Linked DNA regions of Homo sapiens: region 1 is linked to region 2. A link is a contact called in ENCODE Hi-C or POLR2A ChIA-PET data. All regions are on one chromosome and are shown on one strand. Each heading gives the region's core, a stretch centred on a gene start or an enhancer-like site at or near the end of the contact. The rest is flanking DNA. Distances are from core to core; before and after follow the strand shown. Region 1 holds the start of BPTF (bromodomain PHD finger transcription factor). Region 2 holds the start of MAP2K6 (mitogen-activated protein kinase kinase 6).

What was found. Hi-C counts contacts between places; a loop is a spot of excess contacts on that map. ChIA-PET counts read pairs that join two places held with the same protein, here RNA polymerase II (POLR2A). Pooled maps may share reads with other maps.
Region 1: a pooled map shows a loop between it and region 2 (9-fold over the local background). The contact joins the promoter of BPTF here to the promoter of MAP2K6 in region 2. A Hi-C loop is called at or near these places in 1 of 37 single-sample maps with no recorded cell type and 5 of 50 pooled maps. POLR2A ChIA-PET finds 5 or more read pairs at or near these places in 1 of 52 experiments (CD4-positive, alpha-beta T cell).

Annotation. Positions count from the first base shown.
Region 1 is chr17:67,824,112-67,826,811 of GRCh38, reverse strand. BPTF (bromodomain PHD finger transcription factor) reads right to left here and starts at 1,309. Exons shown (of 28, transcript NM_182641.4): 1 at 475-1,309. The coding sequence starts at 1,087. RefSeq lists enhancers at 436-705, 668-1,363, 1,364-2,061 and silencers at 756-955, 1,136-1,185, 1,386-1,455.
Region 2 is chr17:69,413,320-69,416,019 of GRCh38, reverse strand. MAP2K6 (mitogen-activated protein kinase kinase 6) reads right to left here and starts at 1,323. Exons shown (of 12, transcript NM_002758.4): 1 at 1,020-1,323. The coding sequence starts at 1,035.

The sequences.
Region 1 (2,700 bases), core at 60-2,559, 1.6 Mb after region 2:
TTAATTCCCTTTTAAGTAACAGATATATAATAAAAATCCGAAAGAAACCACATTAGAAATGCAAAGAGGTTTGCAAAACAAGAGGCTTCTTTCATTCCAGAAAACCACACCAAAACAAGGGGAGAAAAATGAATGCAATGGATATGTGTTTGCCAAAGTTTCAATCCTGCCCGGTGGAGACACTGCACTGGCACAAATTTTGAAGAGGAAAAAAAGGGGGTTGGGGGGGGGAGAGAGAGCGAGCGAGTGTGGCCTGCAAACTGCAACAATGCAATCTCCATTTTGAACAATGCGCCTCTTTCCTCTTGTAAATCTAGTTTTTTGCCACTTGATGTGCCGTCGCATTTCCCCTCTGTTTGGGGGGGAGGCGGGGTTGGGGGGAGATCGGAGCAGGATGCACAGCACACGAGTGAGCAAGGGGGGAGGGCAGAGGAGGTGGGGAAGGAGTCTGCAGCAACTGGGCTGGGTGGGTACCTGGAGTGCTGCTGTAGGTACTATGGCTCCTGAAGCTGCTTTCCGTGCAGTAACTGGCGTCGTCGTCGTCGTCTTCCATCTCCTCCGGATAATCGGAGTCATCGTCGTCCTCTTCCATCTCATCCTCCTCGTCGTCCTCAGAATCCTGGGTCTCCTCGGCGTCGCCGTCCTCCTCCTCCTCCTCCTCGGAGACCATGTCCTCCTCTTCCTCCTCCTCCTCGCTCTCGTGGTCATCGTACACCACTTTGTTGACGGCCCTCCGGGCCGCGGTGGTCCGGGCCAGGTGGCCGCCGCCGCCCCCGCCCCCCGTCCTGCCGCCCCCGCCTCCTCGCCCCCCCCGGCCCGGGGCGCTGGTGCTGGGGGGGGCCGGCGGCGGCGGCGGCGGCTTCCTCCGGCTACTGCTGCCCCCCCTGGGCGAGCTCAGCCGCGTCTTGGGCGCCACCTCAGCCTGGGCGGCGGCCCACCTGCCCCGGCTGCTGCCGCGGTGCCGCGAGCGGAGCCCCCCGATGGGTCCGGACGTGGGCGGCGGCGGCGGTGGCGGCGGGGCCGGGGCGCAGCGCTCCGCAGCGGGAGCCGCGGGCTGCTTGGGCGGCCTGCCCCGCCGGCCCCTCATGTCGGAGCCGAGGCGGGGGGAGAAGGAAAGCGAAGGGGGAGGGGCGGGCGCAGGGGGGGCGGTGGGGAGCGCCGGGGCCGGGTGGGGAGGCCCGCGGGGCCGGGCGGGAGGGGCCCGGCCGACGGAAGCGGGTGGAGGGAGAAGGCTCAATCCGAATTGCTGGGGCCCCACTCCGGATCGCCTTCAGCCGCCATCTTGTTTCTTCCCTCTCGCTCGGTGACTGGGGGAACCGACAGCGGCCGCAGGCCCAGAGCGCGGTCACGTGAGCTGCGCCGCCGACGAGCCTGGGACGGAGCGAAGCGGCGCGGCGGCCGCTAGGGGGAGCGCGGGAGCGTCGAGTCGGGGGCGGGGAGCCCTGGGCGCCTGGGCTCGGCACAGCGCGGTGCGGCTGGACTCCGGGCGCGGGTGGCGCGGCAAAACTCCGGGCGCAGGTGGCGCGGCTGAGAGGGGCGCGCAGCTCGCGAAATGCCCGGCGTCAAAGGCCTTCGGAGACCAAAGTCTCCGCGGACCGCTGGCTGGAGCCCAAAGCCGGCCGGACCTCCTCCCCGCGTCTCCCCTTTCGCGGCTCGGAGAGGAAGGCAAGGGAGCCCCCAAATATCATTCCCTTCCCTCCCCCTATGGAAACTGATGCTGAAAGAGCCAGCGAGAGAAAGAAAAAAAAAAGTCGCGGAGAGGGGCGGCCCAAGCGACCGAGGGCACCGGGCAGCGCCAGCGACAGAGGGAAATTAGTCGAGGGGACAGAGAGACAAGCCCCCTGAACTTAGGAAACTCTGAAGCATGGAGCTGGAGTCCAGAAAATGACTCCAATGACAACTGCTCCGGATCTGTGCCAGGAGCCACGCCCCGGGCTGCCACGCCCGGAGGGAGGGGCGCCCTAAGACCTGTAGCGTGGAATCCGCACTGGGAAAGCCTCAGTAAACTCCAGAACGCAACTACTGCACGTTCCAATGTCCCGCCACCTTCCCAGTGCCCCAGCTAGGACTTCGATCACCTCAGCAAGAACTTACCTCTCCTTTGCAGTGGAAAAGAGGGAATCCTGCCTAAAACCTACTTCACGGTGTTAAATGTTTGTATTATCGGGAAATAACCTTAATTTATTGACCTGACAAGTCACTAGGTTTCAGCTTAGCCCAAAGGACGAATCATGATGACATTTCAGGCACCCTCAAACCTTATCACAGCGACTCAACCCTGAGTGGTTGAGGTCAGCTCTTTAGATAAGAGAAAGGTGTTATAAACATATGAATATTTATTGAGAGAAGTGACAACCGAAAAGTAATTTAAAGAAAAATAGTTGGCCGGGCGTGGTAGCTCACACCTGCAATCCCAGTCCTTTGAGAGGCCAAGGCCGGATGATAGCTTGAGGTCAAGAGTTCAAGACCAGCCTGGGCAACATAGCAGGACCTCGTCTTTAGAAAAAATTTGAAAAATTAGCCGGGCATGGTGGTGTGCACCTGTGGTCCCAGCTAGCGAGAGGCTGAGGTGGGAGGATTGCTTGAGCCTGGGAGGTGGATGTTGCAGTGAGCCGTGATTGCACCACTGCACTCCAGCTTGGGTGACAGAGCAAGACCCTGTCTCAATTTTTTTTAAAAAAGATGCTGGGCGCGGTGGCT
Region 2 (2,700 bases), core at 74-2,573:
GGGGTCCCAGGGGCACCTGACAGCACCTAGTCTGCTCTTTGATGTCATATCAGGAATTTTTTAAATCCCCTTCCCAGGGTGACATTAAGCCTGCAAAATACAACTGTGTTTAAAAACAAAAATTAAGAAAAGAAAATAAAAGAACATAAAGAAAACAACCATAACGTGAACTTCCAACCTATTACAGCTGACTAAATACACGCAGTTACACACTTAAAATATTTCATTATGCTTGTCAATGAAACAGTGCAGTCCCTTCACACTACTGTAATGCTTAAAAGTACAGTTTTACCCCCAATATTTTCCCCCAAGATGCAAAGCATCCCCCAAATGGGCAGACATAAAACATTAGGTCTTCACTGCTGCTTCTAAATTTTGCGAGCCAATAAGCAATTGGTGTAAAGTGCAAAATCTCAGAAGAGCAAGACTCGTCTGCTTTTTTGTGATATGCTGTTATTCACCCTTCACCTTTACTTCCTTTAAAAATCAAAAGTTACCTAATGTTCAAGGCGATATCAATGGAAATTTAGCTAAATACTGGCACCGCAACGGTCTATTTCCCCCAAAGAATATAAGATTACATTAATTTCCTAGTAGTTTAACTCAAGTTTTACCTTTCATCTTCACCTATAGAGTTTTTAAAAGTTTCTATTCCTGTTGCATACAAAATTACTTACAATATCTGTGCATAGTAAAGAATTTTACAATTATATAAAGCCTTGCACATTTAGACGCTACCAACCTGCTCTGTCTCTCCTGACTGTGCAAAAGGCAAAAAGAGCTCAGTAATCCTAGCAGAAGAATGCAAATAACGTCAATGCACAGCTGAACTGCAAGCCCTGCCTTACAGGAACTCTCTGTGTCTGCAAAAAAAGACACATACTAAACAGGAAATGCAACTGAGCTGTGGAAAACCTCAAACTTAAAAATGCACTCGCCAGGCGAAAATTGCATCCATGCATTCATAAATGCATGCACAACCCTTTGCATTTTTGCAACTAATGCAAACAGCCTCTTACCTTTCGACTGAGACATTTTCCCCTTTCCTTTGATGGGGGAGGGGAGCACAAAAGACTTTGCCTTGCTTCTCTTCTGTAGCTAGTTTTGCAACAAAGATGCAAGCTGCAGGCGTGCAATCTTCATGCAAGTGGAGTTTCTCTTGACCGATGCAGCAGATGGACTTTCAGGGAATCAAGATGGAAATGCACACCTTGCAAAACAGACTGGAAAGTGATTTTTCCCCCAGTTGCAACGTTAGGGAAGGCTGTGCTGCAGCTACATGATGGGCCAGGGCTGGCAGCTAAAAGCTCCAAACTTGGAACTGAGTATCTTAGTGCGCAGACGTCCTTCCTGCGAAGGGCGCGAAGGCCGCTGGGTAATGTAGTTCTCCGGCGGAGTCCACGGGGCTCTGATTTAAGGAAACGTGGTCGCCCCGGTCGCTGAGCGAGATAACTGGGTGCGACAAAGATTGCGTCCAGATAAACAAGTCAGACACACACTCAGTAGAGTGATGGGTGAAAAGCGGCAAGGCCAAGACGGGGCGGCAGTTTTGTTCTCGAAAAGCCTCTGAAACAACAGCTAAAGAATATTAGGTTAGCTAAAGAGCTTTTGGCTTGTCGAGAAGGTCTGTTTGGGAGTTTAGTGTGTTGATTTTGCAGCTCAGCACCTGTTGTGCTGTTCTTGCCTGTAGACGTTTTACCCTCACACCTCCGTTTTTTGTTTGTTTGGGGGTTTTTTTGTTGTTGTTGTTGTTGTTTTTTTCCCGAGAGGGAGTCTCGCTCTGTCGCCCAGGCTGGAGTGCAGTGGCGCGATCTCTGCTCACTGCAACCTCCGCCTCCCGGGTTCAAGCAATTCTCCTGCCTTAGCCTCCCAAGTAGCTGGGATTACAGGTATGCGCCACCACGCCCGGCTAATTTTTAGTAGAGACGGGGTGTCAACATTTAGCCAGGCTGGTCTCGAACTCCTGACCTTATGATCCGCCCACCTCGGCCTCCCAAAGTGCTGGGATTACAGGCGTGAGCCACCGCGCCCGGCCACACCTCCATTTTTAAAAACATTTTTTCTAGTAAGAAAAATGTATGGATGATTGGGTTGGCTGGAGGTAAGGTTACCTTTGCTCTGTGGAGAAGATGCAAAGTTTTATTTTGTCAGAAACAATCCAGGTCAGTTATTTCCAAGGAACCCGAAACTCAGTAGGGGGTAGGTGTGGGGAAGAAGATTGGAGGCTTCTCATTTCTCACAGGGTTACAGAGGAAGTTCTGCTTTTTATACATCAACGCTAACTTTATCAAAATTAAGGTATCTAGATGATTTTTTCTCACCTGGGAGGAGAGTCCCTGGCCTAGGGGGAAAGTGGGTGGAAAATGAATACAGTCGAATATCTTGAATTTATTCATTAAAATTAAAAGATACTTGTTGAGTGTCCAGGATGTGCCAGGCGCCTTTCTAGGGCCCTGGGATGTTCATTCATTCTGTACCGCTCACACATAGTGGGTACACAGCACCCTGATGGAGAACGGCATCACCTTTTTCACAAGGAAGCCAGAGATGCTTAGCACAATTCACTGCAAGGAATGGAGAGGAGTGAGCAGGGCATGGGCAAAAATGAGCTCGGACTTATACTTCATGGAGCAGACAGACTCAGAAATGTTCTTTTAAGACAGAGGGAGGAATTGAGGAATTCAAGGAGGTGTGGACAAA